4 separate regions of the Mus musculus genome follow, and regions 1, 3 and 4 are each linked to region 2. A link is a loop called in an ENCODE intact Hi-C map of the cell type or tissue named here. Cell type or tissue: left cerebral cortex. All regions are shown on one strand.

Region 1 (8,000 bases), 62 kb after region 2:
TATCATCAGCTTTATCCTCTTTAACTCCAACACACACACACACACACACACACACATACACACACACACACACACACACACCATAACTAGAAGACTAATAAACATGCATAAGCTTGACCATGTCACTACGCAGGTCTACACATAGCTGTTACACTGCACATACACAATCTTACACTGTGTTTGATTCCTTTTGTATTCTGGCATTAGGATTATGACAACTTGAGAAAGTTGACCTGTGAGCCAGTTTTAGATGCCTTCTGAAGATCACCAACCAGTGACTATATAACCCCTTGTAGCACTTCCTCTCTTGTTGACTCTCACATGTCTCCATGCTGCCCTGAATTCTCATGATCACAAACACCTCTAATCAATGTTGGTCTATGGTAGGTGCTATAGAGACCAAAGCCCACAAATCTACAATGTTATAGACCATTAGCTATCACTGAAGACTACAGACTTGTATCAAATGAAATGGAGTACACATCATGTATCATATGTGTGTTGTTATTAAATTTCCCTCCCAAAGGCAAATAGGGGGTATCGATTAAGCATTATCCTTCTCTTTTTATTGATAATATAATAGAAAAAATAGATTTTTGAACAGTTTGTTGAAGTTGCTTTTAAAAGGGTCATTTTAATTTCTAAAGTCCAGTGGCCCATCCCTCTGCCCAGCATGAGGGGAGAGCAACTTGGGCAGCTCCAGGAAGGTAAAAAGCTCTTCCTAGGAGCTAAGGGCTATGGTCCTGATTTTTCCTTGTGCCTCAGTTTCCTTATCTATGGAGTAAAACACTTTCATGGAGGCCCTGATGACTGAGCTCTGGAATATAACAAGACTTAGTCACCACTGAGATACTGTGGCTGCATGATAGAAACGGGGTCATGGTACATGGATGGGGAACCCAGCACTGCTCAGTGTCTTCTCCCTTCCTCGTTTCAGTATAACGCAGACAAGGCCATTGTGGACAGTGGCACCACGCTCCTGCGCCTGCCCCAGAAGGTGTTTGATGCAGTGGTGGAAGCTGTGGCACGAACATCTCTGGTGAGTCCCAAGATGGGAATTTTCTAGAGCACAACTATGTGTTGTAAGTCTCTGAACTATTACTCAGTGTTCTAAAGATTTTTAAAGAGCAGGTTGTTTTATAAACTGTTGCTTGTGAAGTTTACTTATCAAGTTACATTTTGGTGTGAATCTGTCTGCAATACCTTCATGTCAACTTCAGAGGGTTTGGTTCTGAGTGTGCAATACTCCCAGTGTTTTAACTAATAGTTGAGTTGGCACAAGAATTTTTTTTTTGATCTGAGGTAAAAAAAAAATCTTCAGTATGATTGTATCATATGCTACTTAATGACAGCAATATGGTCTGAGGACAGCATTGCCAAGTGATGCTCTTGTTATTCGGGCATCATGAGATGTACTTACACAAAACTGGGTGATGTGGGCCAATCATCAGATGGAAAGGTGGACAAGATGGCTCACTGGGTAAAGGTGCTTGCCATTCAAGTCTGACATCGTGAGTTGGATACCCAGAACCCATGTAAAGAAGAAGAGGGAACCAACTCCACAGTTGTCCTCCGTTTGAATAGTATGCCACATGTGTGGTCCCTCTGTATGTGTTTACACATGTGTATTCCACAATAATAATAATTAATAAACTCTTAAAAATAGATGAAACATAAAAAACATAATATGTGTGCACAACTTATGGCTTTGTAGTAAACTTTATAAGTAGAAGTACACAAAATAGCCATGAAAGCGAGGTATATCAATGCATAAGCCAGTTGCATAGTGTCTGCTATCACTCTGCTTTTACACAGCTGTCAGTACAGCAGGCATGCTCACACCAGCAGCATGACAGACCTGCAATTAAAGCACTGGGCCATGACGTTTCAAGACAGTAGGAATCACACACACACACACACACACACACACACACACACACACACACACACACCATTACAATTTTGGAACCCCACTGTTTCCTCCATGCTGTTAATGGTAGAAAAACTTATCTAGCACATAACTGTGTGCTCAAGTAACAGGAAAGCACGATTGCATTTGTATCCTTTAAAGCAGAACAAGCCCTAAATCTGTTTCTTCATTGCTCTTCATTTAACCTAGAATGGCATCTGAACACCTTATAGAAAACAAACCAGTTGGCTAAAGTAACATTTGTTTGCTGGCCGTGTCCTGAACTATAAATATATCTAACTGAGGGTAGTGTGTTAGTCAGGGTTCTCTAAAGAAGCAGAACAGATAGAATGGCTATATATGATTTATTAGATGGACTCACAATAAACTAACTTTGACTGACAGCTGACAGCCAAGACTAGCCATCAAAAACAGCATAGCCTTTGAGGCTTGCCTACTGTTTCTCACAGCATCATCCCAACATTCCAGGGAGTGTATACCAGTAGTATAAACCAAAGGCATCTGTCCAGCACGGAGGAGGTGGCTCAGTGGATAAAACACCTACTATGCAAGCATGAGAACTGGACTTCAGAGCTCTAGGTTCCATGTCAAAGCACACATGAGCATAGTGGCTTCCATTTCCAGCAATTCTGCACTGGGGAGGCAGAGACAGGTTCCTCTGAGCAGGTTGGCTAACTCAACAAACTGGAATGGAAATTTCAGGTTCAGCAAAAGGCCTTTCTCAATAAACTGAGGAGCTATTGAGGGAATCATTCACATTGACTTCAGGCCTCCACACGTCTTAGGTAGGGTTTCCGTTGCTGTGATAGAACAGCATGGCCAAAAGAAACTTGGAGAAGAACAGGTTTATTTCAGCTTGCAACTTTATAGTCCATCACCAAGGGAAGTCAAGTCAGGAACTCACAGCAGGAACCTGAAGGTAGGAGCTGATGCAGAAGCCATGGAGAAGTGCTGCTTGCTGACTTGCTCCCTATGTCTTACTCAGCCTGCTTATAGCACCCAGAAACACTTGTCCAGGGGTGGTCCTACCCACAGTGAGCTTGGTTCTCCCATTTTCTCAATTAAGAGTCCTTCTCAGATATGTTTATATTTGTATAAAGTTGATGTAAAATTAACCATCACAACACACATATATACATTTGCAACTGTACCTGCATACATGAGCACACACATGTATGCATATATACTTTCATTCATTCATACCATATACACACATGAAAAAATACCAGTCTGTGCAGCATTGTATGTCAAATGGTGTGTATTTTTTAGTTATTTGTTCATGACTGGGGCAGGTACCTCACAGAAGGGTTTGTATTCTTGTTTTCTGTGGTGTCAGCCCTTCACAGTGGGGAAATTGGGGAAGAGCAGAAAAGCTCATGCCAGGCCAGTCAGGACACAGAGAAAGGGAATATAGGAGAGGGCCAGGGCACTATAGAGCTCTAGACTCTCCCTCAGTGCCCACTCCAAGCTGGGCTGTACCTCCCACTTTAACCAACTTCCCACAGTGCCATGATATTCTAGATTCCTCAAGGAAGTAATGTCAGTTAGGTCAGATCCCCAGTATTGGATCATTTTCAGAATTCCAACAAACAGGGAATACTCCATGTTCAGTGTATACCAAGTAAAATTAAGCCCCACCCAATTTCTTCTGTCTGGTATCAGGGAACCCTCCAGGACCCCCCTGGTTCCATCTTGGGGCTGTCGAGACTATATTTCCATCTATCACCTTTAACTGTCACCTCTGTCATCTATGTCTTCTTCCATTGAGACTTTTATTTCGTAGCTGCTGGACTGGAAGATTCATGAGGGCTACTTGGGAAGCCAGTGTGCAAGCAATCAGATTCTTACACAGTTTGGCCTGCCAACTGTTCAGCCTGTCCTGCTGCCTGCTGCCCTGATACCCACTGCCCACTACCCCATTGCCCTGCTTCCCACTGCACTCTGCTCACTCTGCAAAGCCCCCTGCCTGCCGCTGCTCCTCTTACTCTGACACGTCACTGGTGCTGCCCTCTTCTGTCAGTTCTCTGCATGAACCTGAGCAGCCTGCTCCCACAGCTCAAAGGGGTGTTTGGACCAATCACAGCATTTGTTTGACCACTAGCAGGCATTTGCTCTGAATCAACTGCAGCCATTTGTTTGCACCAATCATCTCCTTGCCTCGTAGCACCAGTCCACACAATACCTTTTCTAGACTACCAGGGGAACTGTTTCTTGGACATAATTTCAGGATCATCTAGAGTTCACCCAGGCTTATCACAACAAAAAGTCTGCTGGGCAGTCCAGCTGGCTGCTAGGCTGATAATTCTTTTGCTTAAGACAGGCAGAACAGCAAGGAGGAGTCGATCAACTGCTAACTAGGGAGTCAAATTGCTCTGTCCCAACATTTTTGCTTATTTACAGGAAAATGAACATCATAGGTGTACTTAAAATACAAACAACATTGGCAGATTTTGTAACTGATAATTTAACAGTATTAACACCTCCCTGGGCCCAGACAGAGGTGGGTCCCCCTTGTCTTTCTCATGTCTACTCAAGGTCTTCACTAGATGACCAAACATGATCATTTTGTGCCCAGACCCTGCAGGTGATGCTGTCAAGGGGCAGGTGAGAGACCAAGTTGGCCAAATCCCAGTCACTGACAGAAAAGTGGATAACCATGGCTGTATGTCAGGTACCAGCAAAAATTTAGATCCAAGAGAGACTTCAGTTAGCTAGTCCCCAAATTGCAGAAGCTTAGATCTCTATGGGAAGCGCACCCAGCAAGGGGTTGGTTTCCAATGTCAGGCAGTGGTCCAGAGCAGCCATGCTAAAAGCAGAACAAATCCCTATCTTTGCCAACAGCTGCTACACCCCAAAAAATGCCAAGTCAGTCTTTCCATGCTGTAAAGTTAGAATGCTTGCTAAAAATCAGACCCTACTTAGAATAAGGAGCATATGCCCAGTGCTTAAATATAAGTATGTCCTCTGCAGGAGTAGAGTGAGCGCCTTCGGGTTTTGCATTCTGAGCTTTAAGGGATTTACAATAATCACAGGAACCAGTGTAGAGTGTCAGGTGTGTAGTAGCCAGCGAGCCACAGCCAGCCTTTGTATGCAGCTGGGTAGGTGTGTGGAGGGGTGAGGGTTTCATACCCTGAGTTCATCTCAGCATCTCGTGACTTAAGCAAACCACGAGACAGAGGCCAGGAGCTTACAACATTTGTTTGCTGTGTCTAAAATTATCTCATGATTTCATTTAGCACCTGCATCAGGGAGGAAAGGCAGGAGATAGTCAGCCTTGGGTGAGGTATGTTCCAGTAGTGTACATCCTTTGCCTTACAGAGCAGAGCCTCTGGGCATTGGTCCCCTTTACTACAGGACTCATGGGAAGCCCATTCTCTTGGCCTGGGTTTCTTCCTACTTGAGCTATATCCACACTGGAAGAAACTATAATGTCTCGGCATTTGTCCCTCAGTGTATGTCATTCAGGCAGAATATAGAAGGATTAGTTTCTAGATCTGTGTATAAAAGGATTCCCAAGCTCCAGGCAACCTAGCTATGAAATCCCAGCTGTGGCTCAACCCAGTGACACCTCCTTGGCTATAGAATTCACCATCAAAATGGCACCTACAGAAAGTGTCTTCCAACTTTAAAACTGACCTGAGTTTGGAATACAGCAGCCCCTAGGGAGACTCGGCCATATTTTCAGGGACCTCTAGATCTGACCTGTACCATCTAGGCACTTGCCTGTCCTCTCTGGCATTCTTTGGGACTCACTCTTCCTTACACATAGGAACTGGTCATGCATTTCACTGGAACACTGAGTGTTCCGTGGAGGCCCCGGCACTCTTAGTTCTGTGAAATCCAGCAAGATGATGAATCCTCCATCCTGATTAGCTCATCAGAGAAAGGGTCTTATGGTCCTGTTGGTGATCCATCACTTCTGTAAAAGACAAATATGCACTACCACCAGCAATAGAAACCTGACAAGTCTACTCTGGCTGTGTGGGAGGATTAACAGGTGGCTTTGTGCCTCAGAGGGTAGGTGATGGCACCTAGCATGTGCCATTGTTACACACAACACCCACCTAGCATTCAGGATGTAGGTGTCACCTGTTTCTTAGGGTTGCCTCCTGGCCCTGGCTTCTCCCAATCTCGGGAATAACCTGTCATCCCCCAACACCATCTGCTAGTGACTCTAGAGTATATATCCCAACCATCCCTAGAGCTCAGAGAACTCAGGGCACAGATGAGCTGTCTACATTCCCACTTGATCACATCTGAGGTTCTGTTGAGTACATTCCTGGGAAAGTGGAGTGCATGCAGGCTTTGCTGCTTCCCAACAGCCCTTAGCTTCCTTCACCTCTCTTTCTGTCCCTGGCACCCAATGGGCAGGTTCCTGTCAACACCTTTGCTGTGGCTCTGCCTCTCTCACTCCCAGCCCTGAGTTCTTGCCAGGGAAATTCCACTGGTGACACTCCAACCCTCTATAGCTCTGTCAGACACATTCCTTCCACCAATATATAGCTCAGGCACAACCCAGGACCTGAGGCTGAGGTGGCACAAGTCTAAAAAGCCTGTTAATTCCCCTGCAGATGGAAGTGGGTGAGTGGCACCACTTTTCCAGGTCCTGATGGGCAGCACAGATGGCCTCCTTTTGGTCCTAGGTATCACTCACTTTTCCCTCACATGTTCTTCAGTGTTGTGTTTGTGTAGATATTGGGCCCACATAGTGAGACCTACACAAGCACGGGTGAGGGACGCTGCCCTGAGAAGTTCTAGGTTCAAAGACAGGGTCATTCATTACCAGGAAGCAAGATTTGTCACCATGAGCTGCCGCAGGGAAAGCTAAGTGGGAGACAACCTGAACAGTGTGCTATTGTTAAGGTAGACGTTAAGGAGATTTTGTGGATGAGGTGGGGTCTGGACTGAGGTCTTAAGGAGGAATGTTTAAAAACAGTGCACCAGGAAGCAATGAGTAGAAATGAACCCCGGAGTCCACAGGCAGGCAATGTCCCCGAGTGTGTTGAAGGCCACAGTGATGTGTGGTTTTAAGTGTCACATTGATATAAACCAGACATGGGAAGAAAATTGCAGTTGAAGAATCATCTAGTTCAGGTTGGCCTGTGGGCATGTCTGTGGGGATCATCTAGATTGTTCATTGAAATAGAATACCCGGCCCACTGTAGGTGGAACCATTCCCTAAAATTGTGTAAGAGATGAGAAAACTGGGTGAAGGCAGCCAGACAGCACAAGTCAGTTTCTCCCTGCTCTCAACTGTGAGTATAACTCTACCAGCTACGTTGCTTTCTGCCATTGTCACATGTTGACTGTAACGAGCTGTAACCCGAATTGTAAGAGGAATGATCAATTCTCTTTGCCCTGAGTTGCTTTTTATCAGGGTATATTATATACCTTTAGAATTTTTTTAAACGCTTGTTACTCTGTGGCCTGGGGCGAGCTGTCATACCTCTCTATGCTTTGGTTCCCTCCCTGGTAATGTGAGAGGGTAATGTGTGTGGTAACACACACAGGTTGGTGTGTTCGAAGGCTAAAGTAGTCATTTGCAAAGCATTTATCACAGCTACTCCCAGGAAGCGATCTGGGTGTCTTTGCAGTTTTAATAATTATTATTGTGTCATCACCATCTCTCTTCCAGAAGACTGATGTCCCTGTCACTCTGTCCAAATGAGATGTTGTTTATCCCTGTGGGCGTCTAGTGCTGGGACCAGGGAAACGGAGAGCTGTTTCCTGTTATGTGCCAGGCTGGTGCCTGCTTCTCACAGGATCTGTTTTGTCTAGATTCCAGAGTTTTCTGATGGCTTCTGGACAGGGGCCCAGCTGGCATGCTGGACAAATTCTGAAACGCCATGGGCATATTTCCCTAAGATTTCTATCTACCTGAGAGATGAGAATGCCAGTCGCTCCTTCCGGATCACCATTCTCCCACAGGTACAAACCTGGTTTTTGTTCTTCACGTGTAACTCACAAAAATCAAATCTCATGCATGATTAGACACTTATGGCTACCACCTTGTTACTCCTTGATCCTGCATGTCTACTGTTCTCTGTCAGTCTGCCTTATATAGTAGGGA
Region 2 (8,000 bases):
GGGGCAGGGGCTGTGTTCCACTCACCAGAGGTCTTAGGATCCCGTGGGGAATCCTGTGTGGGCCCTTGCGGGTGTCGGGCACTTCCGCTGGCAAGGTACCTCGGGGCTCGAGTCGGTAAAGATCTTATATTGCAAGCAATAAGATCTGAGTTCTATCCCCAGCACCCTCTTAAAAAGCCGGTCTACCCTTATAATCCTATCACTGGGGAGGTGGAGACAGGAGCATCCTCAGGTCTTACTGCCTGCCCAACTAGCCTGATCAACAAGTTCTAAGTTCATTGAGAAAACTTGTTCTCAAAAAAAATAGAAGGTGGAGAGATATTGAAGAAGATGCCTGGCATTGACCTTTGCCCTTCACACACATTCACAAACACATACAAAGAACTGTGGCTGAAAAATTAGAAGACAGGGTAAGAGCAAGAATGTTCTAAGTGAGTGGAGGATTTAGTTTATGTATACATGGTGAGGAGAAGTCAGGTGGCAGGCACATAGGACTCCGGAAGAAAGCAGAGATGCAAGTTTGCACTGGGCTGCAGGTGGCTGGGCCCTTTGTAGCCTTCTTGAGGCCCAGTGATAGAAAAGAATGCTGCCTCTTGGTCCAGGTAGCAGATTCAAAATGTCCAGGTCCTGTTTAGCCGTTTCCTCCAGCTGTGGGTGGAGTGTTTGATATACAGGGTTGGTTCGGCTTGGTTGTGTTGACAGTGACACAAGACCCAGTAGAGAATGATTGATCTCAAAAGCTGCAGGCCCTTTAGTCAAAGCTGTTTCATACAAACACTAAAGTAAACTTTGCCCTTTTACAACTCCAGACTTGCAGGAACTTTGGGACATGTAAGAGGCAGACAGACCAAATGCAGACATAGTTGGGAGGATCTAGCTGGCTGTTATTAATCCTGATATTAACAGAAATTTTTACATGTGTCATGCCACTCATTGCAGTAACCTCCACCCTACCCCAACGATATAATCTTCATTAAAATGTTGAGTTGGGACCAGGGAGACAGTGCAGTGGTTAAAGTGCTTGCCATGCAAGGGTAAAAGAGTGGGTAAGCATGGCAGTCCCCCCTCCCCCAATTCTAAACTCAAGGTAGAGACAGGGCATTCCCAGGGCATGCTGACTAGCTAGAGTAATCATAGAGTCGAACTCTGAGTTTGATTGAGAAAGCCTACCTCGATGAATAAGGAATAGTAATCAATAGAGGATAGTTTCCAACATCAACCTGGGACCTGCACATGAATGAGCACAGAGCCCATACATGGAAACACACACACACACACACACACACACACACACACACACACACGGGAGGAAGTTGGTCACCATGATATATTTGCTATTTTATTTATTTATTTTGTGTGTGTGCAAGTAAATTCATTGGGTATGTGCATGTACTTGTGGAGGCCAGAGGTTGAACTTGGGTAATGGTCCCCAGGAGTTATTTTAGATACTGTTTTATTGCTATAAAAAGACACTAGGCCAGGCGTGGTGGTGCATGCCTTTAATCCCAGCACTCGGGAGGCAGAGGCAGGCCGGTTTCTGAGTTCGAGGCCAGCCTGTTCTACAAAGTGAGTTCCAGGACAGCCAGGGCTACACAGAGAAACCCTGTCTCAAAAAGCAAGCAAGCAAACAAACAAACAAAGACACTATGACCAAGGGAACTTGTAAGATAAAGCAATTAATTAGGGGCTTGCCTACAGTTTCAGAGGGTTAGCCCATGATTACCATCATACGTGCGGCAGCAGGCACTATATATATGGCTTGAAAGCCACAGCTGAGAGCTTACATCTAATCCCAAGGCATCAGGCAAAGGGGATTGGGCTAGAGTGAGCTTTCAAAACCTCAAAGCCATCGACAAACCTCATCCAACAGACCACACCTCCCAATCCTACCCAACAATTTGGAAACAAGTATTCAAACATATGAGCCTATGGGGTCCAGACTCATTCAAACCACCAGAGGAGCTGTCCACTTTTCTTTTTATTATTTGAGATAGATCTTTCACTGGAACCTAGAACTTGACAATTAGATGAGAATAGCTGGCTAGTGAGCCCCAGGGATTGCCTCTCTCTGCCCTCCAGGTTGCTGGGATTACAGGGAAGCGCTGTCATGCCTGGGTTTATAAATGGGTGCTTGGGATTAAACTCAGGTTTTCATGTTTGCACAGTCAGCACTTTACTAATTGGACCCAGGTGTGTTTTTATTTTAATTGTTAATGTTTCTCATTTTGGAGTCATAGTTTGTTAAATACAGATCAACATACTGAGGCCCTCAGTCACTTGTAAGAGTGTAGCTGGGTCCTGGAATCAGAAGTTGGAGAAGTCATGGTGTGAGAAGAGCTCCAGTGAGCAGAGCCAGCTATCTCCAGGGGGTGCCACTGAGGCACCCCATGTCAGGAAGTGTTGTGAATGCAATGAGGCAGGAGAATGCTAAGGCCACACAGAGTGAAGACAAGGAATCTGGTGCTACCACTTCAGGGCCCGACCAGTACTTTATTGACAAGATGGCCCTACCACTCATTAAAACGGCATGTGCTCTTGATCCTGTCTCTATGCAGTTGTTTATACACCTCCCTTTTGCCAGGGAAAGCTTGGAATAGCCATGCTACATGAAATAGAGATTTTCAAATAAAAACACTAACTAGATCCGAGTTTTACAGATTTCCCCTGTGTTTATTTTTTAACCTTAGAGAGCACAAATGTCTTTAATATTGACCTTATACCTTATACATCCTGTAGCACCTGAGTTGATGTCCTCGATAAATTCCATGTGCTTCCAAAAGGATGCTGTCATTCTGAGAGCTGTCTGGGTGGTCCCCAACCCCTCAAGACTGAACACCAGGGTTTGTAAATAACTACCTCTTTTTAAATTGTCCTTTCCTTACAATCTTGAATTTAAATGTGAATATATGAATGTAAGAGCTCGCGATAACTATGCAGATTTATGGGCAATAACAATTTAGGTTCTATCCTGGAATTCAATCAGGCCTGCCTTCGTGTGACTGGGGATTCCTTGAAGCTTGGATAGAGTTAAGAGGGGGGAAAAGTGCAACCTGTAACCAAAACCATTTAGAAAGTAGAACAGCTGAAGATCTGGGACAGAAAGGTCCCTGGTAGAGCAAGAAAGGATTCTGACATTGGAAAGGAGGGAACAAGCATGGACACTTGTATCTGGAAGTTCCGGTTAAGGATTAGGGACGCTTGATTTCTACTTTCCATTGTTTGAAGATGGTCTTGTTTGTTTTTTTTAAAAAAAAAAAAAGCCAACATAATTCAGCTGGAGGAGACACAAAGATTTCTCCTATTCCTTGATTCAGCAAAAAATCGATGAGTTTAGCTGCTGTAATTGTCCCCCCTGCGTTCAGTACCTGAAATAAAATAGCCCTCTGAATGCATTTCTGCGGCTTCGGTGTCTGGCTAAACAAGTATTAATTAGATAATCTGCGGAGAGCTGGTGGGAGGATGAAAGAGGGGGAAGGCTGGATGGCAGCCTCATTTGGGACCCTGATAGTAATTCACTATCTTGGTGGACTGACTGAATCCCTGGGAGATTGAGCTCAGCTCCTAGCGGAATTGGATCTGCATTAAGGACAAGAGGAAAGCCAGGAAGACCAGGCCCAAATCTACCTCCTCAAGCTGTGGTTTTGGGTTCAGGGGAGGGTAAGCAGGAAGGAGCAATAACCCAGATCCCTTCTCAGAAATTCAAAATCTGCTCACCTGCTTCCCCTATCCCTGGGGCTCTCAGCGCCCCCAGCCTCCATTCATACTTCAAATCCTTTCTCAGAGAACCAGCTAACTCCTAAGGAGCTGGAAGGGGAGAACCACGCGTGGGAGAAGCTCCGAGAGGCAGCCAGACCCTGTTGGAGTGCGCTTGGCAAGCGGAGAGGTGCACTCTTTCACAGTTGCCTGCCCCGCGCTCTGAGCCTTAAGTCCTAAGGGCACTTCTGCCTCTGCAGGGACAGTGGACCCCCGGGGGTTCCTTGAGCGCAGGACCAGAAAGCCAGTTTGCGCTTTAGCTGCCCCTTTAAGGGTTCCCGAAACTTTCCAGCAGCTCTAAGCTGAGCCTCGTCATATCCGTTAGCCGTGGCCTCCCGGGCACGTTCCGGGGAAATTTTGCACTCCAGTTTCCCGGGGAAGAGGCGCGACCCGCGCCCATCCTTGACCTTGGCCACGGAGGAGGGGCAGGGCCTGCGGGGAGGCGGCCGCCAGAGGGGGCAGCGACTGAGAACTTGTTCAACTCTGCACCGCCTTCTCCAGCCTCCTCCCTGTCCGCCCCGCCCCGGCCGGCTAAGGACCGCAGAACCGCGCTCGCAGACTCGCCGAGCCCCCGCTGCGGGGATGGGCGCGCTGCTTCGAGCACTCTTGCTCCCGGTGCTGGCGCAGTGGCTCTTGAGTGCGGTCCCCGCGCTGGCCCCCGCGCCCTTCACGCTGCCCCTCCAAGTGGCCCGGGCCACGAACCACAGAGCCTCGGCTGTTCCCGGACTCGGGACCCCCGAGTTGCCCCGGGCCGATGGTCTGGCCCTCGCACTGGAGCCTGTCAGGGCTACTGCCAACTTCTTGGCTATGGTGGACAACCTTCAGGGGGACTCTGGCCGCGGCTACTACCTAGAGATGCTGATCGGGACCCCTCCGCAGAAGGTAGGGTTGGGGGCGGTAGTTTCTGTGAATTGACTCCACGCGATTTAATGCCGTCCCTAAGGCAGTAGCTTTCACTGGGAAGAAGGGTCAGGGAGATGCATGGGTTGGGTGAGGAGTGGAGGCGCGCGCTAGGGACGCACCAGGGAGCGCAGCCTCTGCCGGAGCACAGCTCAGGGGGTGTGAGCAAATGTTTCAGAACTTGGTGGCCCTCCCCCACCCCGTGGAGCTTGACAGCTGAAGGAACCTGTAACATGCTTCGGGCCCAGGAGCGACGCCTCCTTCCAGCAAGAGCGGTACCTACTGAGTGGGTGGTGGGTGGGGTCTTGGAAAAAGGTGCTGTTAGGTGCAGGGAAATCACTGGAGTTGATACCATCTCTATGCTGTCTCATTGCTAAAAAGACTCTTGGACAGCATCCAAGGCGCAGTACCCTTTAAAAGAGATTTCTCCATGAGCTCAGCTAAAAGACACCCGGTTCCAAAGTGTCTCTTTGCAGGGCAGAGCCAGCCGTCTTCCTTCCTCGGAGTTTGTTTGCTGGCTTCCTCATAGCTGTCCGGCTGCCCAGCCTCTGGGAGCCGTGCACCCGCCAAGGCATGCATCCTGCGGGGGTTGGAGAATGTGAATGCCATTAGCTGCTGGGGAACACCAAGCGCGTAGCGAGTCAAAGATAAAACAAACGCAGTCCAAACAGCTTTCTTCCCCGCCTTGTGCCGATGTTCATTTAACACTTCGAGTGACAGGGAACACCGGCTCCCAAGCACGGAATCTGGCAAGGGAAACAAAAGCCTCACAGAAGTGATCCGACCCTCTCCAATTCGAATTCAAGTTGTCTCATAAGTTGAACGCACCGTATGAAGACACTTTATTTTTAACATCGTCGTTGGGGGTTGTCATGCTGATGTGATTACCCATAAATAGAACATGCTCATGACTTTTGTATAATTCTAATTAAATTATTCAAGACTTTAAGAGGATGAGCCATGCTAATTTTTAAAAAGAGAAACTGCAGAGTAACTTCTGTGGTTGTTTAGACCTTCAAGAGTGTTTTACTCAAAACGTTAGTTGTGGTTGCTGTACAGGGTCCTTGTGTGCGCAGTCCAGAAGTGGCTGCAGGGCAGACTGAAGGGGGGTGGGGTGGGTGGCAGTGTCAGCTGAGGAGGCTTAGGGTCCCCTGAGCAGTCTGACCACCATGTGAGCATGATCTCAGGGCAGAGGGAATCCTGTGAACTGCCGTTGGCAGGACTGCATAGAACAGGAGGGACCTGCCTCTTTCTTTTATACACAGGCCTCAACTGAGTCCTCATGTGTTAAGGAAAAGGAAACCAGGAAGAAAAAAAAAAACTTTAAAGAGGAGGAGAAGACTTCTCTTACAAAGCTCTCCCTTGCTTTGCCTTTGTTGATAATTCAATGACCTTTACTTTAAACTCAGTGATGAAATTTAATTAATTTAATTACCCAGGATGTAACGAGCACCCAGGTTTGTATCCTTAGCACAGCCAAGGAAGTACTTCCTCTGAGGTTATTTCTCAGCTAGACTATAGCATGCTTCTAAGCAAGGCTGGTTTGTGACAGACAAGTACCATTTCTGCATATCATTCCACAGGAGTGAACCATTCTGTATTGTTGCCCTGGTATGATGAAGGGACAAATTGCTTCACAGCAAAATCTGTGCATCAGGTGCTTCCATTGTAAAAGCTGGGTGTTGGCAACCTGGTTTGGCTCTGTAGTGTCTCTGATGCCAGCAGGGGTTTGCAGATGCCTAGAGAGAGCAGTAGGGAGGTGACCTCTGAACCCCAAAGACAGTTCCTGCTATAGTAGTGGGCACAGGGTCATTCATGGAATTGAATTTTTGCTCTCTGGAACCCCAGGTAAAATTGCTTACAGAAAGGGAGGGAAGCAATAAATTAACAAGACTTTTTCAGATGTTAATAACCATAATGTCTTCAGCCTCCATTTGTGATGAACACCTTGACAGTTCTGGTCTCTCTTACAACCACCCTCTCATATCTTAACCAATGTGTGTGTGTGTGTGTGTGTGTGTGTGTGTGTGTGTGTGTGTGTGTTTCTGTAGAGGTATGTATGCACGTTTGTGTATGTACAGGTATGGGCATATGTGTGTGCCTGCCTGTGGAAGTCACAAGCTTGGGTATTATTCCTCAGGAGGCTATTCACCTTGATTTTTAGATGGGCTCTTGGTGGGACCGTCCTCTTTCTGACTGGTGTTTGGTGCAAATATTCACCACAAGCCCAGCTTTTGTGCTAGTATTGCTATGTGACTTGAGGGTGTCAGGGGTGAAGTTTGGAAACATTGAGTGACTTGCTAGTGCAATGGGGTAATAAAGAGGGAGGGTAGGAAATGGAGCCCAGGTCAATAGGCTGAAGAAGCTAGGCTTTGAACCACAGGCAGATGATGCTCATTCCTGCATGTTTCTGGTCTGCTTTTCCTTGGTTTGTGCTACACTGTATCCTTACTAGGCAGTGGCTCCTGACCAGTGCTGGGATGTTAGGGACTGCATGTCTGACAGTACCAAAAGTCTCTCCCATACCCCATCACCCTTTCTCCCCGTCCTTGAGGCCATGCTTTAGGGCTATCTTAAGGAGTAGTTGGATGCAGGAAAGTCCTTGAGTGAAAGGATGCTAGATGCGAGTCTGGGTGTAAATCAAAAGAGTCCTGCTATCCTATGGGAAAGCCAGCCATTGGAAGTATGCTTACCCCTGTGTGATTTCATTAAGAACTGGGATCCATTGTCCTGCCTACGGACTCTGTGAGGAGTCACAGGCTACCCAGCAGCCTGACAGAGCCTCAGAGCCCCGTACTGGCAGGCAGGCCCACGTTGGCATGGAGATGAGAGTCAGGGTTACACACTGATACCATTATGTGACTCCTATCTAACAGGAGACCGGCATGCCCTGGAACCATGCAATTTGCTCTTATTAATAATACGAGTGTTCAAAAGTGATTATAATTATAGCAATCTACATTATTAAAATATACTTTTCATGCTCACACCATAAATCCAACTGAAGATAGCAAAGGTCCACAGCTATATGCTTTATGGTGCCTCAGAAAAGGCTTTGGAGGCTTTCTGTTGGAAGATTTCTGTCGTCTGCACTGATATGGGTGAAACAACTGGCAAACTGTCTTCACATTTAAGCCTTCCAACATAAACATTTAACAGAGTACTTTGGCACATGTGCTGGGTTAGTGAGCAACCTCTTAGCACAGCAATTGAGAGAGTACAGAATACGACTCCATATAATTAAAGAGCTTTTTTAAAAAAGAGTAAATCACTAGGGTCCCCCAAACACATTAAGCTCACATTAAGTAAGTGAGGTTGGAAAAAAGAAGGTATCCAGGCAAGGGGAA
Region 3 (8,000 bases), 73 kb after region 2:
TGTATCAGAGAAGGTGGTCAAGATAACTGCAGGGTTTCACAATAGCCTTTCAAGGGACTAAGAAAACTGTTTGGAAACTGAGTATAGTGGGTCATGCTTATAATCCCTGTACCCATGAGGCTGAGGCAGAAGTCTTGCCTTGAGTGAAACCTGTCTCAGAAAATCAAAAGTTTAGGGGTTGAATGTGATATGTGGGTAAAGAGCCTTCCTAGGATGCAGGAAGCCCAGGTTCAAGCCCTACCACAATGACGGCATAAAATCGGATGTAATGACGTGTATAAATCTCAGCTCTCAGGAGATGAAGGTAGGAGGATCAGAAGGTTAAGATTATCTTAGCTTTCTTTCCTGCTGCTGTAAAAAAATAGCCCTACAAAAGCAACTCAAGGAGAAAGGGTTTATTTGGCTCTCTACATCATGGGAGGGGGAAATCAGGGCAGCAGGAGCTTGAAGCAGCTAGTCACATCCCATCCACTGTCTTGAGTGGAGAGCAATGAATTAATGCACACATGCTAATGCACAGCACACTTTCTCCACTCTCAAGTTCAGAGTCTCCTTTCTAAGGAATGTTGTAACCTACCATGGGCAGGGTTTCCCATCTCAATTGATGTAATCAAGACAGTCTCCCACAGACATGCCCCCAGGCCAGTCTGATCTAGGCACCCCTCACTGAGACTCTCTTCTGAAGTTGCTCTAGGTTGAGTCAAGTTGACAATTAAAACTAACCAGCACAATGCAATCACATCAGAGAACCAGTATCTCTGAAGGTGTGGTAGCCATCTGGAGAATGTAAGGACCATGTTAAGAGGAAAACCTATGTCTAATCTGTAAAGATAACTTACACAGTCACCCAGCTCAGACATACATGATTGATATGTACCGTGTGTGTGTGTGTGTGTGTGTGTGTGTGTGTGTTATGTGGTGTTCCTGTGTATACAGGTGCATGAGTGAGTGTGACAGTACATGTGTGCATGTGTGAACATGCATGTGGAGGACAGAGAACAACCTAGCTGTCACTCCCCAGGATGCCATCTACCTTGCTTTTTGTAACAAGGCCTCTTGTTGTTGACCAGGCAATCACCACTTTAGCTGGGCTGCCTGACCTGCAAATCCCTGCATCCACCTGTCTCTGCCTCTCAGTGCTAGGATTACAAGTTCTTGTCACCATGCCCATCTTCTTCACATGGGCTCTGAGAGATCAAACTCAGGTCGCCATGCATGTATGATGTGTACTTTAGTAGCTTGAGCTGCTCCCAACCCCTCATGTTTTTAATGTGTAATTTATCCTGTTATGTTGCCACTGAGGTCTTTCCCTGTCTCATGTGACAGCGTGGCCTGAGCTGTCACAGTATTCTCAACTCTGAATATTGCACTTCTTTTACGGGAATCTTAAGAACCAAGCCACTTTCCCCACAACCCCAGTTTCCATCTGAAATGTTGTGAAGCCAGGGCTACCTTTGCAGCAGCTGACATTGTATGCACATAAACACCTGCTGGGGTGTGGCAACAGTTTGCTATCTGAATAGCTCACTGCTGGATGAGTCTTGACATTGTCTCACAGAGAGGCAGTGCAGCTCTCTCTATTGATTTCATTCTGAACTCTTTGATGTTGTGATACAAGTGTTTTACTTTCTCAAATGGTATTTTAAAAACATTTTTAAGGCCTTGGCACTTACACACTTGATTTCACAGCTGCGAGAAGATACCTTGGTATATGTCTCTTCTTCAGCACAAATTATTTAGCTTATTAGAGAGATTTCTTCTCTGGGGCTGCAGTTACAGCAGCCAAGCTCCCTAGACCTGTGAGAAATGGACTAGATACCCTTCCTTTATCATTTTTATTCTTAATTATATGGTGTAAATTCTAGAAAGCTTTCTTTCACTTCCCATTACCCTTGGAGGGTAAGTCCTAGGACAGCACTCAAGTATCAGTATCCATGGGTGCTTGAGTCCTGTGTGCAAAATGGTGCTGTGTGCACAGCTAACCCAGGCTCACCACACACATACTTTAACCCGTTTACATACCTCTGGTAACATGATACAGTCCAAACACAATGTAAATGATTCCTGTTCTGCTTGATCACAGAACAATGAGGACACCCAACTGCACCCAGAACACCTTTTCAAGTATTTTCCATCTAAGGCTGCTTGAGTTCACAGACTCATCGACACAGTGGGCTGGCTGGGCATAAGGCTTACAGAAAGTCTGATCTAATAGACTTTTAATCATATTTTCCTCAAAAGCTTGTGGTAGATGTAGCTAGTACCCCTCTTTCAGTTGGCATGGATTCTTCTTATGATACTGCACGTGTCTTATTTTGTAAGTGTTGAATTAGATGTCTGTTGCTGCCTAACATAACAGCTTTCCCCTGAACCTGGCTACTCTTTACTGTGGTTCCTAGTGCAGTTTCTAAGGATCTGGTTATCACCTGCAGCCATCTGGCATCAGCTGATGCTGCTCCTAAGCTCACTCATGTTGTTGTTGGCAGGGGTCCCTCATTCCTTGCCATGAAGGCATTGCCACAACCTGCCTGAGTATCCCAAAGCAGCACCTATTTCCCTCCCCGCCCTGCCCCTCACTGAATGAATGGTCCAAGAGGGGGTACCATGAGGGGGTGCCATGAAACCCTTAAGACATAAGCCAAAGTCTTTCTTTACGCCAGTCTCAGTGGTAGTGCTATGTTTATGCCCTGCTCTGTTGGTTCTAAGGTGTAAAGGAAGGGATTAAGTGGATTAAATATCAGGAAATGGATCGCAAGTGGAAAAGCATCTTGAATTCTGTCTACCATCAAATTGGCAATGATTCACTTTCCTTGTCAGTTTGGTACAGCCTGCAGGTGCCAGGCAAGAGAGCATCCACAAGAGAGTCTCTAGGTCAGGTTGTCCTGTGGCATGTCTGTAGGAGATTATCTTAATGATATTAATTCAGGTGGGAAGGCCAGCTCATTGCAGGTGGTATCATTCCCTTGACTTCTGTCATGGACTGTGTAAGTATAGAAAAGGGAATTGCAAACAAATAGACAAATAGGCAAATAGAATCCTTTCTATTTTCTGCTCTTGACTATGAATGTGATATGACCAGGTGCTCCAGGTTTCTGTCTCAGTCTGAAATAAAGGACTGTCACCCTAAATTGTGGCAGAATTAACCCTTCTAGGGCGTGAAGACACTAGCCTTCATGTGAACTTCAGGTCAGAGAATGGTACTTCCACACCCCGAGGTATGTTTAAAACCTGGGATGATATGAGCACACTGGTCCACACCCATAGTCTTCGCTATTTGTAAAGCTGAGGTAGGGGCATCCCTCAAGCCAGGAGTTTGGAGCTAGACTCCATAACATCAAAGGGCTGTTTATTTAAAAAATAATACTGATAATATAGCTCAGTGCTTAGCAAATCCAAGGCCCAGTGTTCAAGCCCTAGGAACTACCTAGCTAAATAAATAGTAGGAGCTGCATTTTAGCCTCCATCTGCTAGAACAGGAGTAAGTTCCTCACAGAACCAACCGAAGGAGCAAAAGTTATGGGAGCTTCCAGTATTTCCCACTGCCTTTATTTTGGCTCTATAACTTTGGGCAGCTCTTAGTTTATAGAATTCCTTGAGGGTTGCAGTGGAGGAGCCGTAAGCAGAAGCCCTTTATCAGAATCCCTGAGGCTTCAAGAGCTTTTCCAAGACCAAGTTTGTAGACTTCCTAGCTTGTTTTCTGTGGAGTACAACAGTGTGGCCAGGGCTTGGGGTCACTTGGGGCAAAGTGCCTAGACAGTCTCCTTTTCTTTGTGTGTGTATGTAGACTGTAGGTTGTATGTAAGTGTGTATGTGTGTATACTAGTACATGTACATATGAGTTCTTGTGCTTATGGAGGTCAGAGGTCAACTCCAGGTTTCTTTTTGTCACTCTCCATCTTGTTCTTTGAGACAGCATCTTTCATTGGTCTGGAACTTGCCAAGTAGGCTACACTGGCTGTTGGGCAAGCCCCAGGGATCCACCTATCTCTGTCTCCCCAACACTGGAATTGCAACAGCATGCTGCCATACTGGGCTTTTTTTGATTGGTTGGTTGGTTGGTTGGTTGGTTGGTTGGTTCTAGGAATCTAATCCAGGTCCTCATGCTTGCTCATCTAATACTTCACCATCTGAGCCTTTCCCCAGTCAGCTTTTTTCTGCTTTCCATGTCAATTCAAACTCCCAACCCTGCTGAGAATCCCTAGGTGGATCTGTGCAAAGATGGAACAGTGCCAATTAGCTGGATACTGTGATCAATGTAGAACTGACCCTCCCAAGTCTGGCTTACTCCTAAACAGTTACCCTGGGCACTGGGACCCCTTCAGCTGACTCCATGTTGCCTTGTACAAGTATCTTCAGCTAAGCAGATAATAATGGTAGAGTTAAATTGACAGCTCTGGTGTCTTAATGCCTCCAGGGTTTCTGAAATACCATCAGCCTCTTTTTATAGACGGAGACATTTAGCACCCAAGAGCTATATAGATTTCAGCTCATACAACTTGAAACACATTGTGGATTATGGCAGTCATTCCATGGAATTTTTCTTGCTGCAGGTTGAAAGTGGATCATCTGGTACAGCTCATGTTTAAAAATAGGGATGGTGGTGTGAAGATGAGCCTCGGAGATACGCCCGTGCTTATCTACTTAGAATATTGTCAAAGACACCAAAGCTGAGAACCTCTGGCTCCACATTGTACAAATGAAAATTCTGACCCCTATGGATAGTGTGTGCCTACTGCAGAGAATACAGGCTTGGGAGAAGACTCATCCAGTAAAGTGCTTGCCATACAAACACAGGACCTGAGTTCAATCCTTAGCACTCATGTCAAAAGCAGATATAGTGGTGTGCACCCATTCTCTGTGTAAATGCCAGATTAGGGGTCTAAGGGTTCTATAGGAGGATTCCTGCAAGAGGGAGGGAGGGAGGAGTGAGAAGAGAGAAGAGGGGGCTGACCGTGTGTCCAGAACCCTTCTAACTGCAGAGTAATGTTCCTTGTCGCAGGCATTTGCAGGGAAGGTCTTGATCACAGATCTTCAGTTTGGTTTCATTTTATGTCTCATGTGGGGAGGGGATCTGACAAGCATCTTTAGTAAAATGATAGTATATCTCTCAAGGCATTCATTATCAATCACATCATGGCCTTCTGGAGACAACAGAGAAAATACACAATTTAAATTTTAACCTCAGACATTGATAAAAGAATCAAAGTAACAACATAGTAATAGCTGACCATCACAGAGCACTGACATGTTCCCTAGGGACCATGTACAAAATTAACATCTGCTAACTCACCTATTTTTCCAACACTGTCATTTATAGGCACAGTTACACCCCCATTTTACAGATAAGGAAAGTGAGAGTCAAAGCAGGTAGCTGAGAACACAGATCACACAGGGCAGTTAAGCTCAGTGAGATAGCCCCTGCCTGACAACGAGCAAGGATCTGAAGCCAGAGTTCACTCCCAGGTTCACTCCCCTCCCCACAGTGAACAATGACCTCTCATATACAAATCCAACATAGCAAGGTTAAGTCAGCTTCATAGCACAGTTAATGTATCTAACAAACGCACAGATACCTAGTGAAGGGCTGTCCCAGAAAATAACATCTACATGTAGCTCTTATTGCTGTTTTTGAGAAGAGTCTTAGGCTAACTTCAACCTCCCTATGTGGCCTAGGATGACCTACAACTTCTTAGCTTCCTGCTTTCCCTAGATCTGGGGTTACCACAGCAGCTTGGGCAGTGCTGGGCTTGGAACCTTGGCTTCCTGCATGCTAGGCTGGCTCGATACCAAATGAGTCACATCCCCAGTTCTCAGCCTCGGTTTGAAATCCACTTTCCTCCAATGCTGCAGAGCACATAGCTGTCATGAGTGTGTGGTTGTTTCTATCTAATGCGTTATGTATGACAACCCGAGCTTGGTGCTTTTTCTGAAAGTCTTAAAGGAGTATGGTGAATGAAAAAGTTAAGTGAGAGGAGGAGGACTTGATGAGTCCTAAAGTTGGAGAAGATTTTAGATATAAGGGAGAAAACAGGCAGAGATAAGAATTCAGGCTTAACATGGCTGGCAGACTAAATGGGGAAGGGAAGCAATAGAGAAACCACTGACCAAGAGAGGTGTCCCAGGCAAAGATGACAAGAAAACAGGGTAGCCAAAATGGCTGCATTATATATGGATCAGGCTAGGAGAGAAGAAACCACCAGGAGAGAAAGGTTTGGGATAGGGGTACAGTGGGGAGTGCTGGGAGAGCTGGCCAGCATCTGCTTTAATATGTTAATATCCACCTCAGCCACATTTGTCCCAGGTTTCTGAGACCTAGCGCATAAGGTCATCTTCTGACTTCAAAGTAACAATGACGAAAATTTGATTTTATTGAGTGTGGTTTTTTTGGGGGGGGTTAGGGTTAGGGTTGTTGTTGTTATGGGAGTGTTTGGGGCGTTTTGTTTTTTTTGGGTTTTTTTTTTTTTGACATAACAAATATATGAGAAACAGACAAATGCAGGCATTCAACTGTATGAAGATTTCTGGGGTTGGTTCCCCGACCTGGCATGGCTGATTCTTAAGCACTCTGTGTGTTGTCCTTTCTAGAATTTTTATGAGCATGTATTAATTAATTGTTCATATTAGTGAGCCAGCACGATATTCTCACATGCCCATGTGTTATGCATGAATCAAACCCTACTCTAATTCCCCCACTGTACCTGACCATGCCCTTCTCGGTTCTTCATTAGGGATGGGAGTGTCTATGTGCTTATGTGTCTCTCTCTCTCTCTCTCTCTCTCTCTCTCTCTCTCTCTCTCTCTCTCTGTGTGTGTGTGTGTGTGTGTGTGTGTGTGTGTGTGTGTGTGTACATGCACACATCTCTGAAATCTATGAATTTATATATAGTTCACATTAATTTCTATAATCTTTAGTTACCGTTTTGTCTTCTTGGTCTTCTGTCCTCCTTCCTTTGGCCCTGTAACATGAAAAAGTGTGAGATAATCCACAGACACTGAGGTTCTCTATTTGGCTCTCAGTGTTCTCTGTGTGTCAATTCACATAGTTCTATTATGATATCTTTAATTTGATTAGTCTTTTTTAAAGATTTATTTTTGTTTTTTATATAGGGGTGTTTTAGCTGTATGTATGTGTGAGCAGAGGTGTGCAAAAAGAGGATGTTGGTTCCCCAGGAACTAGAGTTACAGATGGTTTTGAACTATGTGGACACTGGAAATTGAACCAAGGTTATCTTCAAGAACAGCCAGTGGTCTTAACTGCTGAGCCATCTCTTCAACCCTGACGATGGAAGTCTATAGTGCATGTACCATTATTATGTGATGCGTTTTTCTTGTTTTCAAACCAGGAAGTTTGGTTTAGATCTTCTAACATCTTCTGTATCTCTATCATGTTAAATATTCCTCTCACTTCCTCATTAGAAAATGGTGATAATCACTGCCATAATATCCTATGTGCAACTGAACTCATCTGTGGCATTTCTGATTAAAATCCTTCCCTGTGTACTGCCTTTCCCTTCTTCTCTATGTGAAGTGTAAATTGTGTGTTCCATCTCCTTGCTGTACCTTGTCCTATAGACTGAGTGCTCGTCATTCTCTGTCTTAGTTAGGGTTTCATTGCTGTGAAGAGACACCATGACCAAGGCAACTCTTATAAAGACAACATTTAATTGGAGCTGGCTCACAGGTCCAGAGATTTAGTCCATTATCATCAAGGAGGGAGCATGACATAATCCAGGCAGGCATGGTATAGGAAGAGCTGAGAGTTCTACATCTCCATCTGAAGGCCACTAGGAGAAATCTGGTTTCCAGGCAGCTAGGATGAAGGTCTTAAAGCTCACACCCACAGTGACACTCTTCATCCAAAAAGACCATACCTACTCCAACAAGTCCACACCTCCAAATAGTGTCACTCCCTGTGCCAAGCTTATTCAAACCACCACACTTCCAAGATTCCTCTATGAGAGTCTAAAATCCAACACAAGACATCTCCCAGCCTCTGGGATA
Region 4 (8,000 bases), 88 kb after region 2:
ATGTTGCCTGAGCCAAACAGAGATTGGGCAATTCCATCAGCAAAGAGTTTAGGATCCCTGGGAGTTAATAAATGCTAAACTCTTCGAGGGGGAAAAGGAGAGGTATGTCCCCCACCTCAGCCTGCAGTTTCAGTGTTCTGGAGAGTCAAGATATCCCTGAACAGTGTAGGCAACCCAATTTACTCCAGTGTTTTTAGCATGGCCTACATTTTTGGAATCTCCAAAGAGAAGCCCTCGAATTGGTCACTGGCCACTGAGCAGACATTCAGCAGAAGACGATTTGTTTTGTTTAGAAGATGCCTATTCCAGTAAGACCAGAATTCCTTGAGTTCAGGAGCAGGACCCGGGTCTGAGGCTGCAGGTTCAAGGCTATGTGCTGGGGAGTTCACTGGGCAAGGGAAAGTTACTTGGGCCACACTGACTTGGCCAAGTTTCTTTTGGGGACTGTGTACCCAGGAAGGACTATTGACAGCCAGAGCTGGACAGTCCCATGATAACCAGCCTTGTTGGACCACTTACCCACCCTGTTGTCAGCCTCAAATCTCTGCCCTGTCTTCAGTGGCTCTGATCTTCCTGTAGAAGTGGGTCTCATGGGTCTTAGGGTCCATAAGTACCCAGTCTCATTCAGAATCAGGCATCTGAATTATAGTCTGGTTGACTGCACTGGGTCAGAGAGTAAACTGAAGCAATTGTCATGTTGCTAAAGATTTTGAAAACCAAACTGAGCCTCCTGGTGGCACCCATGTGTCTACAAAGCCCACGAATGAGGAGTTCATTAGGAGTGGGCGAGTGAGTACTCATAATATCAAATTCAAAGGACAGTGATTTTTCCTCCCTCCCACCACACAAGCTTCCTATGGATTTAGTATCAGATGTCACACCCAGATGCCCTATGTTTCTAAATTTAACTGTGCCCTATTATTTTTATTCTTAAGGAGAAGATAGTAGATGAAGGCTAGACTGTAAGTTCAAATCCCTATTAGGACTTGTAGTGTTTTGTTTGCTTGTTTGTTTTGTTTTGTTTTTTGATCAAACCTTGGGTAACATTTGCATCCCAGTGACAACCAGAAGTGTATGATATTAAATCATTTATTAAGGAATAGTCAGTGTCAGGAAAGTGCCAGACGCACACACCCCCATTTACAACTGGAGAAATGTTTGTGTGAGATAAGCTGTAGCACATGGCATGTCCCTCACTCATCAGAGTAGAGCACACAGCCAATATGAATTTTTACCCATATGCTTCATAATTACAGCTGGTAGAGGCACAATCAGCCCTCTCTTAAGCTAAGCACAGCTGTGAATCACATTGGTGTCTGTAAAAAGAGACCACTGACACCTGCGCTTTCTGTGCAGCCCTACCTGATTTAACACTGCTGTGTCTTCTCTGGTGGGGTGGAAATTAGATAGTTTGTATTTGTAACAGATGCACAGATCTGAGTGGGACCTGGCTTGCTGATTTCTGCTGCTCCTTGTTCTGTGTGGACACTACTAGAACCTTCTGAGATAAGTAAAGCTGTGGCATCCTATCAGGGGAAGAAAACTCTCACAGGGGCTCCACGTTGTCAGGATGGGTTCTGCTGAATGAAGAATGAAGTGTTAAGAGAGCATTGGGTAATCTCCTTCTGAGATTAAAAAACAAAACAAAAAACATAGCTAGTTAAGGCTTTATTAATCCGTAGTAAAAATCACAAGAAGTACAATTTCTTGGGGTTAGGAGTGAAGTTCACTTGTATAGTTCTTGCCTAGCATTCACAAAACCCTAATACGAAAAGGAAGGTGGGAGGACGTGAGGAAGGGAAATGTCTTCGTAGCTTTGCGAACTCTTGTCCTTTGGCCCCCGGAGTATAAAATGCTGCCTCATCAATTCCTCCTTTGCTGCAGGATCATGCATTCTTACCAGTGAGGAGCTGAAGGCTGGTCTCTTTAGCGATGACTCAGTCCAGACCCACAGCGTAGGTGGGGTTCTCACGTGCAAGTAAAAGCTGAAGTTTGGAGTGTAAAACAGCTTGTTTCCTACTGCCTCTGTTCATCTACACACTTGAGTACCCTTAAGGTTTAAGATGCTCTCCTCTAGGCACTGAAAGGGCTACTCATGTCTCCTGCTTCTCAGGCATGTAAGGTTTCGGTTCTGCTGGGAGAGCTCTAAGCCATGCACCAGGCATAGTGGCACATGCTTTTAATCCCAGCACTTGGAAGGCAGATGTAGATCTCTACAATGCCTTCTGTACACAGTTCCATACCACCCAGAATTACATGATAAGACCTTGATGGTGAGTAAGTAAATACACAAATAAATAAATGATCCAAGCCATCTACTGAATTCTAAAAGAGGCAGAAAGTAGTGTTTTATACAGTGTATTTTTGTTTTTTTGTTTTTTTTTTTTTTCTACAGGGTTCTTGAGTGGCAATTGTATTTCTGAAGATGCTTCTAACTGGTTAATGTTTTCTTGGGGGAATCTCCCTCCATTTCCAGGGCACTGAACTGATTTCAAATCAAATTGTGATTAGAATACTGTGCAAAACAGAGAGGCATTCGTGCCACAGAGTAGCTCCTCACAAATGGCCACATGGTTGCTAGGCCCTCCAACCTGGAGTTTTCTAGAATAATCTTATTTTTGTACTTGTCCACCCTGCTAAGATATATACCACTGAAAAGAAGCGAGATGTCTGACTCAGTATGAATAAATAACACTTCCTACTTGGGTTCAGAACTGTTTCTTTAACCTCATGCCTCGTGGGTCTCAACTCTGGAATTCCTGCAGGTCACCGAACATGCAGGTTTCTAGAAACTATCAAAGCTAAGTGAGTGGATGGAGGGCCCATATTCAATGGTCTAGAACCTGAGAACCAGCTACCAGGCACTACTCAATGATGCACAGCCCCAGTGTTTGCCCTGGTGTGGCGCTTAGCTCAGCTCAGTTATCTCGGAAGCAATCCTGCAGCTACGCCTCAGAACCTGATGCATAACCATGTGTGTGGTAAGAATGTGGCTTAGTGGTCCGGCTGAAATACTCAGTAAACCAAACAACACCTGTCTGAGAACTGTAATTTCATTTTTAAAAATGGGTTCTTTAGTGACTAGGGAGATGGCCCAGTGGGTGAAGTACTCACTATGAAAACATGAGGACTGAGTTCAGATCTCTAGGGCCCATGTAAAACCAAACCACACCAGGGCTGGGGGAAGGTGGGAATACAGATAAGTGGATTCCCTGTGCTCCCTGGTCGGCCTGTTTAGCTTGGAAGAGAGAACTCCAAGTTTGGTAAGAGACTCTGTCTCAAAAAGTAAGGTGGAGAGCAACAGAGAAAGATACCTAAAATTGAACTGTGGCCACAGAGAGACAGAAAGCACAGCTGCCCCCACACAGAGACATCAATACCTTATATGTGACAAGGAGACACGCAATGTAGGCTCTTCCATGACTGTACACCCCTATTAACAGTACCCCGACGGGAGGAAATGAAAAAATTCTCAAAGCATTCAGACACCATTTGAGCTGGTACAGTGGTATGTTCCCATACTCAGAACGGGGATGGTGAGAGTTGGGAGTGGGGGCAGTGACTGGGACAGGAGGATTGTGAGTTCCTGGCCGACTAGGCTACTCGTGTGGCCCTGTCTCAAAATACTAGCAAAACCTTCATTAGGAGGAGGCAGCAGTGAGTGGGTAAACACCCAGGTTGCCACTCTCTGATCACCAGGGAGACACTTCCCATTGGTTTTGTTTTGGAAACCACAGTCCCAAGTGAATTACATTTTGCCATCCCTATTTGTGGGTGTCTTTGCAGGTGTGATTTCACATATCTGACACTAGGCGGAGCTGTTGAGAAGCTTTGTGGACAGACCTGTCCTTGGAGACTGTAAACGTGGGTCGCTTTCTCAGGCCGGTTTATCAAAGGCCTATCCTTCCACTCCACTGCTTACAGGTCTCGCCCAGACTGTTTCAGGTTTCCAGATTACGTTTTATCTTCAAATTCTCTATGTGCGTGTGTGCTTAACTGTCATGCTAGAAAGAAAACTGAGGGCGCCGCAGAAGGATGCCTTAATGTGTCTAGGTTCTCACTCTCAGAAGTATGGTCCATATTAAAAGCAAAATAAAACAGACAAACAAAACCACCATTTTGTAGGACTGGAGAGATGGATCTGTGATGCAAGCTCGGGGACCTGAGTTCAAATACACAGAACCCACACACAAAGCCAGGCTTGTCAGCTTTCCCTGCGACTAAGACAGAAGGCAGAGACAAGACTGCTCTTGGCGCCTAAGGATTAGGTGGCAGGGCTACGTGGAAAAGTTTCAGGCCAGTGAGAGATCCTACTCAAAAGGTAGAAGGCACCTAAGGATTGACACCCTAGGTTGTTCTTCAACCTATACAATACAGACCTAAACAGACATACACAGAAACACACACACACACAAAAACACACACATTTATTTTAAAGTTTGTCTCATTACTAGATCTATCATCCTAACCCCGTGCAGTTGCTCTTATGTGACTGAAATGGAAAATCAAAGAGGTTTTGGGGGCTGGGGGGGTGTTGTTTTGTTTTGTTTTTAATTTAATAGCACCAAACCACAACAAGTAAAATGTTCAGGATGTTCAACAGTAAAGGAAAGGGACTGACAGACTGTGGGCTGAGATATTTCTTCTTCAAAGCAACTCTAAATTCACACCATGAAAATGCTTCTAATCCCTGAGGTGGGGGGTAGGAGCACAAAGAAGATGGACTGACTCCTTCAGGAAAGGATGTGTGCAGAGTCATTAAGCTTGGTTTTGTGGGACGGATCACACAGGCCAAGACCTCAGCCTGTGACTGTGACATAGAACATAAAGATGAAGGTTTCCAGTCTAACATATACAAACTGTATGTCAATGAACAAAATGTAGTCAGCCTATCTGAGCTTCAGACTAGAAGTCCTACTGATCTCGGAGAATCACTGGAGACAAAAGTACAGTTACATCAGTGTCCATCTTGTAAAGCCAGTGAGTCCATCGGGCTTGCTTACAGAACACAAGTGAGTGAGTCCCAGGAATGTGGGTGACCCCCAGACAGCAGCAGCACCTCAAAATCCAACCCCATCACAAATTGCAGTCTCAGAGAAGCTACATCGTGAAGACCCTTTCACTAAGTAGCGACGCTAGTGTCTTCCAAGGCCACTTGTAGCTGGGGAAGGGAGACATAGCTAGAGTCCCCGGTGAGGGTCTCCTGATCCTCTCTGTGGAGTGTAATACTTATATTACATTGCCATCACTTGGCTCCTGCCATGGTGTGCTGCTTTAGTGACCATGGCTATAGGGAAGAGGCCAACATGGAGTCTTGCTATAAGAGGTTACAAGAGCTATAAGCTGCCATACAACAAAGGTCTGGCTAATTCCATCTTCTTCAGACAAGTGTAACCTCAGACAGCCTGCCAACCTGCCGAGGAGCAGAGAAACTAGGTAGGACTTCCAGGAGAACCACACATAGACTGTGCCCTGCCTTGACACACAGTTTGAGCTGGTTGTGTTTTAGGGTTTTTCTTTGCAGCTCAGGTGCACACTGGCTGGGGGGGGGGGGAGGGAGTCTGACCCTTCAGATTAGTGACAGCACAGTTACATAATCTTAAATTGTGTTTTTCAATGGCCCTGACCTAGAACTAGATATGTATCATTTGCTGAAAACAGAAAATACAGAGGCCTTCTAAAATGAATAAGCATTTATTGGTATTGGTTGATAAACAATGATGTTGTAGTACTATTTGTTGTCTGGGTCAGTTGGGATTGTTTGGAGCAGATCAGAGCCTGTAACTTGGTCCCTTGTAAAACTCTGTTAAAGATTTCTGTAAACCAGCATCTTATTCCTTCAACATATGATGTTTTTTGTGCTGTTCGATAAATACAAAGGCAAGTCCTTTATCAGTGGCAGGCACACAGACATAAAGACAGATTCACAAGGCAGTCTAAAGGCAGGACAGAATCATACTCCCAAAACGGACAGACAGAAGACAGAAGACATGGGAATCATGAGGTGAAGAATTTCAATCAGGACTTGCTCTCTGTTAAATGACTCTAGGGGGAAGGGCTTTTCTTTCCTTAATGTGACACAAATGCATTATGGGTGATTCTTAATCACTAATGTGTTTAATCCTAGCACAGGGCCACATTGGAGCTCCCTATTAATTTGAGAATGTCAGGGCTGCTTACCAGGTTGGGCTGATGTGAGGTGCTATGGAAGCTGAGAGTGACATGTCCCTGTCTTGACTGCTCCTCTGGGGACCCAACTTTCACATGACTCCTAGAAGGGCCTCACCTGGCCTTCCCCTCCCACAGAGTCCTTGAGGCCCACCACATTGACCTCTCTATTGGGTTCTACATCTTTAGGCAGCCCAAGACTAAGCCCAGCATCTATGCTCATAAGCTTCTTCCCAAAGTTCATACTACTTCATGATGTCAGAGATGCTACCTTAAAAGTGGTACCCTGTTGTCCTGGGAACTTGGACAGGAAAGATGGACCTGGTTTTTCACATAGGAGAACCCAAAGTGGCTGTTCTTGGCATCTGTCAGCATATGTGTTCTGCTTAAATAGGACATTTAACATTTCTTTATGGATTCTCAGCCTATACTGGTAGCTAAGAACAGATGAGTATCACCACTATTTTGTCTGTTCACACTGACTACCCTGTAGTCCCTTGGAAACACTTGATCTATCTCCTTGTTCTACCTCCCCTATCAGGAAGGGTGGACTCAGTGCACCTTCCTCTGCCCCTACCTGTTCCCCTTCTTGTGGGGTTCAGCCCCTCCCGCAAATAAAAGAAAAATCATGCAAGTGTCACTTAGCAAGAATTTTATTGGAAGCGCTAAAGTGGAAACGTCCAGTTTCCTTGGAAAGTTAGTTATATCAAATGATGTTTTGCTGGGGTACACAGGTGAAATGATGTCTTGCTGAAGCAAACACATGAAAGAATGTTTCCCTGAAGCAGACACAGCTGAAAGGATGCTTTCATATGACATTGCAAATACATGAAAGGACCCATGATGAAGGAGTATAAATATGACCTCACAAACAGTTGGAGATGAGCAACGGAGCCTTGGCTTGGTTTGCTCTGTCTAGCTATTCTTTACTATCAACATGCATGGAATGGTTTGCCTTACATAGCATGGTTGAGCTCCACTTGTGGTAACACTGACATTGAGAGAAACTCACCTAAGAACTACTTGTGAGGTTCCTGCAGCAGTTTGTTGCTTCTGCAGCCTCACCTCAGGCTAGATGGCAAGCTTTCATCAAGATTGAACTTCAGCTGCTGATTCATTCTTGGTTTCTGCCTGTGGAAAGGACTGGACTATAGCTGCTGGTTGTATGTGGTGTCTGCCTGCCTAGAGGACTGGTCTGCAGCTGCTGAGTCATACTTGGTGTTTGTTATGGGACTGAACTGCTGCCAAGGAAGACTGAGCTTGCCCCCAAAGAACTATTGCTGAACAGGTCCACTTCCTCCATAGCCTAATAACTTTTCTCTTCCACTACCTCTGATGGGTGGTGGGCTAAAAGAGAGGTGGAATCCTTGTTAAAATTTTTGCAAAAAAAAATGTATGCCTACGAAGAGCTGTCCTACCAGGACCCTGTGGCACCTCTCGCACTGCTTCCAGACAGGACAGTACAAAACCAGAAGCCGACCCTTCTGAGGTGCTCAGCCAGTACATCCTCCTGACAAAGAAAAGACAGGAGCAGGATCCTGAGAGGTGCCATCCTCCTAGGCTTTGAGAGGGTCATGTCTTCCTGCTGAAGTAGAATGACTCTCCATAGCTCCTCTCTCCTCATCTCCTCAGAGTTTACAAAGGGCTTGCTTGCTTCCACAGTCTAAAGGCAACGTTCTGACATAAGGTTAGCAGCTAAAGGATCATTGCACAGCGACCAGGAAAGCCACATAGCTAGCCTGGTTAATCGGAGAATTTGGCAAGCTTCTGCCGAGCCTCATCCAGCCTTAAAAGCCGCCTCTTCAGGAACTTCTTCTTCTCTCTGGTGTCAC

What was found. Hi-C counts contacts between places; a loop is a spot of excess contacts. Peaks named below come from ENCODE experiments on the same cell type or tissue, not always from the same donor. Only the 100,000 strongest peaks of a DNase experiment are listed, where the experiment ranks them.
Region 1: it touches region 2 in a loop (2.0-fold over the local background); 9 of 42 quality-filtered maps call a loop at or near these places.
Region 3: a loop joins it to region 2, with 4 times the contacts of the local background. A loop is called at or near these places in 3 of 42 quality-filtered maps.
Region 4: it touches region 2 in a loop (1.8-fold over the local background); 3 of 42 quality-filtered maps call a loop at or near these places.

The regions. Positions count from the first base shown.
Region 1 is chr16:97,414,142-97,422,141 of GRCm38, forward strand. Bace2 (beta-site APP-cleaving enzyme 2) reads left to right here. Exons shown (of 9, transcript NM_019517.5): 6 at 938-1,039; 7 at 7,709-7,858. Among named protein-coding and RNA genes, the nearest start is that of Bace2, 61 kb to the left of the region's middle. In left cerebral cortex, a CTCF peak has its summit at 3,942 (motif pointing left); DNase peaks (open chromatin) are centred at 3,955, 4,784 and 6,403; H3K27ac peaks cover 945 bases.
Region 2 is chr16:97,352,467-97,360,466 of GRCm38, forward strand. It overlaps Bace2 (beta-site APP-cleaving enzyme 2), which reads left to right and starts at 4,262. Exons shown (of 9, transcript NM_019517.5): 1 at 4,262-4,635. The coding sequence starts at 4,336. In left cerebral cortex, CTCF peaks have their summits at 2,367 and 4,186; DNase peaks (open chromatin) are centred at 3,873, 4,204 and 5,064; H3K4me3 peaks cover 1,764 bases; H3K27ac peaks cover 322 bases.
Region 3 is chr16:97,425,725-97,433,724 of GRCm38, forward strand. All of the region lies in intron 8 of Bace2 (beta-site APP-cleaving enzyme 2), which reads left to right. Among named protein-coding and RNA genes, the nearest start is that of Bace2, 73 kb to the left of the region's middle. In left cerebral cortex, a CTCF peak has its summit at 4,699; DNase peaks (open chromatin) are centred at 4,580 and 5,825; H3K27ac peaks cover 1,824 bases.
Region 4 is chr16:97,440,231-97,448,230 of GRCm38, forward strand. Bace2 (beta-site APP-cleaving enzyme 2) reads left to right here. Exons shown (of 9, transcript NM_019517.5): 9 at 1-2,706. It also overlaps the pseudogene Mx1. Among named protein-coding and RNA genes, the nearest start is that of Fam3b, 61 kb to the right of the region's middle. In left cerebral cortex, a CTCF peak has its summit at 3,798; DNase peaks (open chromatin) are centred at 1,287, 1,956, 3,837 and 7,304.